Linked DNA regions of Homo sapiens: region 1 is linked to region 2. The links are chromatin loops, found by intact Hi-C in ENCODE. Cell type or tissue: Caco-2. All regions are shown on one strand. Region 1 overlaps GLMN (glomulin, FKBP associated protein). Region 2 overlaps BRDT (bromodomain testis associated).

Region 1 (5,000 bases), 290 kb before region 2:
TCCGTGAGTTCAGTTGTTTTGGTTTTCAGATCCCACAAAAAAGTGAGAACGTTCAATGTTTTTCTGTGCCTGACTTCTTTCACTTAACATAATGGTCTACAGTCCCATCCATGTTATTGCAAATGACAGGATGTCATTCATTTTTGTGGCCAAATAGTACTCCATTGTGTATGTGTACCACATTTTCTTTATCCATTCATCTGTTGATGGACACTTAGGTTGCTTCCATATCTGAGATATTGTAAATAGTGCTGCAATGAACATGGGAGTGCAAATATCTCTTCAATATAGTGATATCCTTTCTTTTGGGTATATACCCAGCAGTGGGATTGCTGGATCATATGGTAGCTCTATTTTTGTATTTTTTGAGGAACTGCCAAACTGTTCTCATTAATGGTTGTAGTAATTTACATTCCTACCAACAATATCTAAAAAAAAAAATACAAAAAATTAGCCGGGAGTGGTGGCGGGCACCTGTAGCCCCAGCTACTTGGGAGGCTGAGACAGGAGAATGACGTGAACCCAGGAGGTGGAGCTTGCAGTGAGCTGAGATCGCGACAATACATGTCGCGACAATATATGAGGGTTTCCTTTTCTCCACATCCTTGCCAGCATTTGTTATTGACTGTCTTTTGTATATAAGCCATTTTAACTGGGGTGAGATGATATCCCATTGTAGTTTTGATTTGCATTTCTCTGATGATAATGATGCGTACCTTTTCATATGCTTGTTTGCCATTTGTATGCCTTTTGGGAAATGTCTATTCAAATCTTTTGCCAATTTTTTAATCGGATTATTAGATTTTTTCCTTTAGTGTTGTTTGAGCTTCTTTTCTATTCTGGTTATTAATCTCTTGTCAGATGGGTTAGATCTGCTTTTTCATTATTTATATATTTTTTTGAGATAGGGTCTGTCTCTGTCACCCAGGCTGGTTTGCAGTGGTGTGATCACAACTCACTGCTACCTCGCCTCCCAGGCTCAAGCCATCCTCCCACTCATCCTCCCAAGTAGCTGGGGCTACAAGCGTGTGCCACCAGACCCAGCTAATTTTTGTATTTTATACACAGGGTTTGGCCGTGTTGCCCAGGCTGGTCTTGAACTCCTGAGCTCAAGTGATCCACCCACCTCAGCCTCCCAAAGTGTTGGGATTACAGGCATGAGCCACCATGCTTAAAAAAAAAAAAAAAAAGAAAAGAAAAGACGGGGTGCGGTGGCTCACGCCTGTAATCCCAGCACTTTGGGAGGCTGAGGTGGGCGGATCACGAGGTCAGGAGATCGAGACCATCCTGGCTAACATGGTGAAACCCCATCTCTACTAAAAAAAAAAAAAAAAAAGGCAAAAAATTAGCCAGGCATGGTGGCGGGTGCCTGTAGCCCCAGCTACTTGGGGGGCTGAGACAGGAGAATGACATGAACCCAGGAAGCAGAGCTTGCAGTGAGCTGGGACAGCGCCACTGCACTCCAGCCTGGGCGACAGAGCGAGACTCAGTTTCAAAATAAATAAATAAATAAGAATGTATTTAACTTTAAAAAACAGAGACAGGGTCTCACTAGGTTGCCCAGGCTGGTCTCAAACTCCTGGGCTCAAGTGATCCTCCTGCCTCAGCCTCCTAAGGTGCTGGGATTAGAGACATGAGCCACTGCACCCAGCCAACCACCGTGCTTTTAAAGAAGGACTCTAGGAGGGTAGTGATCTTATCCAGTGTGTTCCTCACTTTATTTCTAACCTCTAGAATATTATAGTGTAGGCTTGGTAAATACTGATGAGTTAAAATACAAAGCAGGCCAGAGAAGTGGAATACATTGTTGATCCTTTGAGAATTAGTGGTTTTGATAATGAATGTGAATTAGTCATTATAAAGATAAACTTTTACTTGTATGGTAAGCATTCTGAAATATCTTTGAACATAGAAGCCACTTGTATGTAGGAGAGAAAATTAATGAAGTTGTATCCCTTCTTTTTTTTATAAATTACAAGGATTATATTTAGAGACTCCAAGAACTTTAAAAGGTACATGAGCATTGGCTGGATTTCTTTATGAATAAGGGGAGCAAAATTGTCTGTGGAAGTTAAGTACCTGTATTAAGCAAATTAACTCTTTTGTTGGAAATAGAGGCACTATTTAAATCTTGGGAAACACCAACTTGCCTGATAAAAAGTAAAGACCCTTTTGCCTTTCCTCAGGGAACATATTAAAAACTATTTAAAAATGTTGATGTCTGTTAGTAGCCAACCCTGGAAAGTCTCTGGTGAAATGTCATAGGCTTCACTTGTCTCATCTTCCTATTTCAGAAACAATTCTGAGCTCTTCCAAGATAGGAAAGCACACTGCGAGAGTCCTATAGATGGCAGTGTTTGCTTTACTCTGAAAATGTTTTTACAGGTCATCATCAAGAATATGGGCTGGAATCTCGTTGGTCCTGTTGTTCGATGCCTTTTGTGTAAAGATAAAGAGGATAGTAAAAGAAAAGTTTATTTTTTGATCTTTGATTTATTGGTAAAGGTAAGTTAACAAAACAAGGTTCTCTTTATCATAACACACAGCAGTATTTTATAATTCCCTTTAATGTTTATTGTTTGGTAAGAAAGCTTTTGGTTCATGAAAGTACATGCAGAAAGGAACTCGTTGGAGAAAAGACCCAGTCTTATTGATTGGATAGGCAATTCCATTTCAGGATTTCCCAAATTTTCTGGATAAAAGAATTGTCTAACCTCATATTAACCTCATATCGGACCCATTGATTCAGCATCTCCAGGGAGAGACCTGGGAAGCTATATCTTAACAAGTAGCCTTATCGTATAGATGTGGAATACAAGCTTTAGAGAGGTAGTTCAAGGTCACATTTATCTTTTGGCAACATTGGAACTAGATTAAAATCTCAGTCCTCTTTCCTTTGTGGTATGTTCCCTAAAAGAAAATGGAAGGCCTAGAATACAAGTGATTAAAATTGAAGTAGGAATAGGGTAGAATACAGATCAGTTGTGACTAACAACCTTAGAAAGCGACCCTGGGTAAAAGGCTAGTAGAGTTTACAGTCAATATTTGATGGCCAAGAAAGATAAATTCTGAGAAAAAGTATATTATAAGAAACTGTTTAGTGATCAGTGCAAATATACCCAAATATATATTGGAAGGAGAGCTCCATCTGTATGAGTTATTGACTATGGGAGCTGGGAGCTTTTAAAAAACCAGTCAAGTGAGATGATAAGATATGGCCAGTCAGAAAGCAATGCAAAGTTTTACCTGTTCAAAAAATACAAAAGAGATTCCAGACTAGTCTAAATAGGCTTGCAGCATGGGATTGAAAGGTCCCACCTGCTGGAGCCCCTGAGAATCTGTTAAGGCAATTTCAGAGTGGACAGGTGAAGCTCAAAGGAAACCTGAGCCTAAAGATCCATTGACTTCTTGCTTTTTAGTTTTATAGTTACTTGACCATCACAGATTCTGTGTTTTGCTCATGCATATTTTTTCAACAATTGTATAAATAATTTTAATGTTAAGCAAAAACATAATTGTATAATATTTTGTCGATACATGCCTTCTTAAAAATAGTAATAATGTGGCTTTAAATACAACTTGTATTAAACAGGTTCAATTGTGAATATTTTTATAGTTATGCAATCCAAAGGAATTATTGTTGGGTTTGCTTGAACTGATTGAAGAGCCCTCTGGAAAACAGATATCCCAAAGTATTCTTCTTTTGCTTCAGCCATTACAAACAGGTAATGAGAATTTTGATATCAGAGTACTTCTTGTTGTATCTCTAAATGCCTTGATGGTTACCTCAAAATGTCAATACTACACCAAAGTAAAGTTTACAGCTAATTAGTGAGTACTCTGCTTAAACCAATAATAGCAATGCCAATGTGAATACTGCTGCTCATAGAAAGATTATAGTATCTGGCCAGAGTGGGTACCCAGTAAATATTCTGTTGAATGTCATACTATTTTTCATGTGCTATATTGAAAACTATACCTTTTTGCCTAACCTTCCTATCTGCTGCTTAAATCTAGAATTTTCTCTCTAAACATGTTTCAAGGGTTACCTCTGTGGTGTCTGCAGTACTAAATCTGATAGCATTATGGTAGTCTGGAAGAGTATCAGGCAAGGCATTGCTCAGCCTCTGCTTTGGGAGGTTGGATTGGGCATAGCAAAGCTACTACTGAAGAATGAAACGAGGAGATATGGGATGATAAGGCTCCATGGCTGAGTGCAGTAACAGTATTGGTAGGTAATGGGTCTTAGCAACCAAGGCAGACAGTATCCATAGGAAGAGGTTATTTTTCATTTTAGGAAATTCGTTTATCTCACAATCTGATAGAGGGACCTAGAATCAGAAATTAAATTTGTTTTAAATATGAATGCCTGCCAGCTTCATACTACCTGTAATATTCAGTCTTCTAGGGAAAAAAAATCTAATAATACCACCTCCTATTTGTGTAGTGCTTTATAGTTTACAATACACTTATATTTTGTGCTTATAACAACCCAAAAACATGGAAAGAACATGTTTCTGTCTTAAGTACATAGCCTGTTACACATAGTCTGTTATAAACATAACCTAAACAGCATTTCATGGCAAGATGCTGTATTATTTTATGCACAACTAAGAAGAAAAAAACACTGCCAATTAGACTGTGATGTGTCATCTTGATTCAAGAGTTGTTAAAATGTGGGAGGAGGAAGTGTCTTATAATTCCACATTTGCCGAATTTCTTGTCCCATGTTTAGCATACTTGATGAGCGACAACTTGATCTCTGTTTTAGTGATTCAGAAACTTCATAACAAGGCATATTCAATTGGATTAGCATTGTCTACCCTTTGGAATCAGCTATCTCTTCTTCCTGTTCCATACTCAAAAGAACAAATACAAATGGATGACTATGGCCTTTGTCAGTGTTGCAAGGCCTTAATAGAGTTCACTAAGCCTTTTGTGGAAGAAGTCATTGATAACAAAGAAAACTCACTGGAAAATGAAAAGTTAAAGGATGAATT
Region 2 (5,000 bases):
AAAATTCCTTTATTAAATCAGTTTGGGCTGAGTTTTCTGTCATCTGCAACATGGAACATCCTGATGCGTGAAACTTAATTGATCACTTGATTCAATTCTCTCTAGTCATAGTCTACAGGTTCTAATTCGTGGCTGAAGAACAAGAGGGACAAATCAAAACTGAGCTGCTGTCTTTGTTAACTAACCCAAACTAACAAAATCCTGGCCACTTACATATTATAGGGACTTACATTTAAGCTTCTACCATCCATCAATCCCTTGACTGATTCTCTGGCTAAATCATACTGAGGTTGAGGTTAGAAGAAGAGAGCAAGGAACATCAAGGAATAGCAGTGAGCATAGGAGGGCAAGACAAAACACTGTCAAAGAATGCAGAACAAAAGCTCACATTTTTAATTTGTACGTCTGTACACAGCCTCAATGTAGCCATGTTTCCTCACTTCAACAAGGAAAGGGAAAAAATAGTGAGAAAAGCTGTAAGTATAGGACTGCCTTCCCTTCTCTGCTTCCTGTCAGTGATTATTTAGGAAGGAGAAAAAGTATGTATGGTAAGTGAAATTCTAAAGTGACCCTTAATTTGCTGACTCTAAGTTGGTAAGTGGTGATAGTGCCATTATTGACAATTAAAGAGGAAGGATTAAAATCTGGGGACCAGACTGGGTGCACTGGCTCAGGCCTGCAATCCCAGCACTTTGGGAGGCCAAGGCGGGAGGATTCCTTAAGCCCAGAAGTTTGAGACCAGCCATGGTGAGATCCCATCTCTACCAAACAAAACAAACAAATAACAACTTAGCTGGGCATGGTGGCACACATTTGTGGTCCCAGCTACTTGAGAGGCTGAGGTAGGAGGATGACTTGAGCCCAGGCGGTTGAGGCTGCAGTGAGCCATATTTGCGCCACTGTACTCCAGCCTGAGCAACACAGGCAGACTGTCTCAAAAAAATAAATACAATCTGAGGACTAAAAGGGGGAATTCAGTTTTTACATGGCTGTGTTTGGAATGCCTATGTGATGTTTAAGTAAAGACATTTAGTAGAGTTGTATAAACATGCCTGGGGCCTGGATACATTTGAATTGTAAAAATGAGACTAGAAGTCATGGATGCCAAAGATCACCCAAGTATAGAGCACTGCTTCCAACCTTTTCCATGTCATGATATATAGAAAATGATCAATGTATGGCCACCTGCATAAATGGAAAGGCTGCTCCCAGCTCATTGCTATAAGAGCTGAGGGGACATTCATTCAGTAAGACTGTGCTTTGAAACATGGTTGGGAAATTCTGGGGTAGATGAAAAAAACAGAGAGGCTTAAGGATGCAATTCAGAGAATTATCAACATCTAAAGGGAGGCAAATAAAGAGATATCTGTAAGGAACAGACAGATGGGATTGTTAAGAGAGGTGTCATAAAAGCCTAGGAAGTATGTCAAGGGTCCAACTCTCTGAAAAATATTTTTACATGAATGACCCTGTGATACCTCAAAAGACTACAAAACTCATCTTTCCTCAGAAGCCTATTCTTCATCTTGTGTCCCGGGTCTGTCAACCTGGACAGTATCCAGCCAGTATCCTGTGAGCCACCGAAGCTTATATCCCTGGGTTATTAACCCAGCATGTTTTCATATTTTGCAGACCTGCCCATTCTACTCTTGCAATTTCTTTTAACTTTCCCCTTCTCTTTCCTTCTATCACTTTATGTCATTTTTTCCCTACTACTGCAACAGCCCAGCTGGTCTCCTTCCCTTCTCTGGTCTCTATATTCTCCTTTCCTTCAACTCACCTAAATAATATTGGCAAATTAATCACTCAGAGGCACACCTTCACTCAAAAAAACCTTCATTGCCTCCCCACTGACTATGCTATTATAATTAAGTCCAAAGTATCTAAAGGGTTAAATGATCTAAACCTGGTCTACCTTTGTAATTTTCCACATTCCTGTTTAATCCAACCAAATCTTTAATCACATGGAATTATGAGTTGCCTAAATACCTTCACATTCATGTTGCTTCCTCCATCCAAATGCCTTTCCATACTAAATAAACATAGGTAAGCCTTATTTTTTTTCTGCACTATCCAGCTCAAATGATACTCATTCTGTAAAATATGTATCTGCCAAACACATCAGGTGATTCTGCCTTCTTCACCTCCTTAAACTTCACTTTAGGTTCTTTCAGGGCACATTATTTTTACTTTATATACCAGTTGTTTATTTCTCCTATGAGATAGCAAACTCCTGGATTTACTTTTTCATTTGCAATTATGAATTCATGTTTATATAACAGCCTAAATATTTTAAAAACTCAATATAATTTGGTGAAGTTTAAAAAAATTTTTTTATTATACTTTAAGTTCTGGGATACATGCGCAGAATGTGCAGGTTTGTTACACGTGCCATAGTGGTTTGCTGTACCCATCAACCTGTCATCTACATTAGGTATTTTTCCTAATGCTACCCCTCTGCTAGCCCCCCATCCCCCAACAGGCCCCAGTGTGTGATGTTCCCCTCCCTGTGTCCATGTGCTCTCAGTGTTCAACTCCCACTTATGAGTGAGAACATGCAGTGTTTGGTTTTCTGTTCTTGTATTAGTTTGCTGAGGATGATGGTTTCCAGCTTCATCCATGTCCCTGCAAAGGACATGAACTCATCCCTTTTCATGGCGGCAATTTAGTGAAGTTTTTATGAGAAGGGGAAAGGGTAAACTATAAGGATAAGGGTATGGCTAAAAGCTTCAACTTATAAGGAAAAAAAATTCAACATTGTCCATTTCATGTGGAGATCATATGTGGGCAGGTGTGATGAAAACCAGTAACACTTAAAAATTCATTTTTTAATCTTTTATGTACTCTAACATTTTGTCAAACTATTTTTCCAATAAGAAAACTTCAACATATTGCTTTTATCATTTAATTGTAAGGTTTAACAAAAAATTTATTTCTATTGAGATTTAACTCCAGAAAAAGAAAATGTCTCTATAAATTTTATGGCTCACATACATTTGCAATTTCCCTTGGGCATAGTGCCACCTACAGTTGGCAAATGTAAACCATGTTGTTTCTGAGAATCTTGCTAACTGCAAAAGAACAGCTACTCTGGCATCATCCAAACTTTCCTTTATATATTAGCTTACTAATAGGCATCATATAAACAGAATTTCAAGTAATATAATAAACTGATCCTTACTGAAGGTGTAGGTATTAAAAGCCTGACTTTTCATAGATAGGGTGTTTTCTTAAATTAGGAATAAGAGAACACCTTGACTACATTCTCACCTTTGTTTTTCATAATCTATTCCTTTTCAAGGGCAAGGCTACCCTAGCATTCTTATAAAACATACTCTAGTTAAAAGAGTAACTTTTTCCTACTTTAGCTCTTTATAATGAGCCTTCAAATGTTCAAATCCCTCCAATTAAAAAACTCAAAATAATCTTGCCCACTCCTCCAAAAAATCTATTTTCCTGTTAAAGCCACAAATATCTTTCCATCCTCTTTACCAACAAAGTTCTTCAAAGAATGCTTTACATTCACTACACTCAAATTCCATTACTTCTCAATTTACAACAATCTGGTTTCTGCCCCATCACAACAGGTACTAAAAAAGCTTCCGCAAAAGTAAAAATTCTCACATTCCCAATGTAATGCTCTCTCTCCATTCCTCATCCTACTTAAATGCTCTGCAGTATGTGATACTTTTGATTTCCTTCTAAAAAAAAAATCTATCTTCCTGGGCTTTTATTACACTATTTTTTCTTTTTCTCTACCATTGATTACCTCTTCTTTTAACTATTTTTTTCTACTTTTACTGAGGAGGTTTTGTTTCTTAGAATTTTGTCTTTAAGCTTTTCTCTTCCTGCTCTGCAGATTTTCCTGGGTGTTTTCATTTATTCTTATGGCTTCAAGTAGCTTCTACATACTGTTAATTCCTAATTTCTAATTCCTGTTACACCCTGTTAGTTCTAGAAACCTATTTCTAGCTTTATATTTCCACTTAGATATTCTGTAACATCTCAAACATGTGCCAAATGAGTTCTGTCCCCTGTTTTCAATCCAACTATTAGATAATCTCCCAGTAGCTCATTCATCCTAACGAAGTATATCAATTCTGCCACAAAAATACCTTATATATCCACATGCTTTCTACAGTTGCTGTGTTAGTTTTGGTCCTAATAATTTATTTCCTAGACTACAGCATTCAGTGTCCTTACTTAATCCTAACTACATCAGAGCATCATCTTAATCCATCCTCTACATGGTAAGCAGCAATTTTTTCCCTATTATAAAACCTGGGGCTGGGTGTGGTGGCTCACGCCTGTAATCCCAGAACTTTGGGAGGCCAAGGTGGGTGGATCACTTGAGTCCAGGAGTTCAAGACCAGCCTGGCCAACATGGTGAAATCGTCTCTACAAAAAGTACAAAAATTAGCCGCATATGGTGGTGCATGCCTGTAATCCCAACTACTTGGGTGGCTGAGGCATGAGAATTGCTTGAACCCGGGAGGCAGAGGTTGCGGTGAGCAGAGGTTGTGCTACTACACTCCAGCCTGGGCAACAGGGCGAGACTCTGTGTCAAAAAAATAAATAAATAAAATAAAATTGAATAAAATCTGATTATGCTTCCTATACAAAGCTCCTTGTTGTACACAAAGTATACAAATTTGTATATAATTTGTTGTATACAAATTAATGGCACTGGTATTCTAGGTAACTCATGACCTATAGCTATCATATCTTCTGTTATCCTCCAAGTATCTTGAAAATGTATTTCAAAAAAAGAGTAGACATAAATATTTCATACTTTGGATATTTGTTTATTCTTCTTCCTGGAATGCCCTCCAGTGTGGCCTTAGATATTTTCTCCATTGATCTCCATTCCCTTCCCCACAATGAAGAGATATAACTTTAATTAAAGACAAAATGGAATATTCAAACACAGAATAGGGAGGCTGAGGCAAGCGGATCATCTGAGGTCAAGAGTTCGAGACCAGCCTGACCAACATGGTGAA

Evidence for each region. A loop is a pair of places that touch in the nucleus more often than their neighbours do. Peaks named below come from ENCODE experiments on the same cell type or tissue, not always from the same donor. Only the 100,000 strongest peaks of a DNase experiment are listed, where the experiment ranks them.
Region 1: a loop joins it to region 2, with 13 times the contacts of the local background. A loop is called at or near these places in 53 of 110 quality-filtered maps.

What each region holds. Positions count from the first base shown.
Region 1 is chr1:92,288,923-92,293,922 of GRCh38, reverse strand. It overlaps GLMN (glomulin, FKBP associated protein), which reads left to right. Exons shown (of 19, transcript NM_053274.3): 4 at 2,386-2,505; 5 at 3,617-3,725; 6 at 4,772-5,000. Among named protein-coding and RNA genes, the nearest start is that of GLMN, 7.6 kb to the left of the region's middle. In Caco-2, a CTCF peak has its summit at 2,359 (motif pointing right); no DNase peak of the experiment used is centred here.
Region 2 is chr1:91,995,832-92,000,831 of GRCh38, reverse strand. The region is part of intron 15 of BRDT (bromodomain testis associated); the gene reads right to left. Among named protein-coding and RNA genes, the nearest start is that of EPHX4, 32 kb to the left of the region's middle. In Caco-2, a CTCF peak has its summit at 2,996 (motif pointing left); no DNase peak of the experiment used is centred here.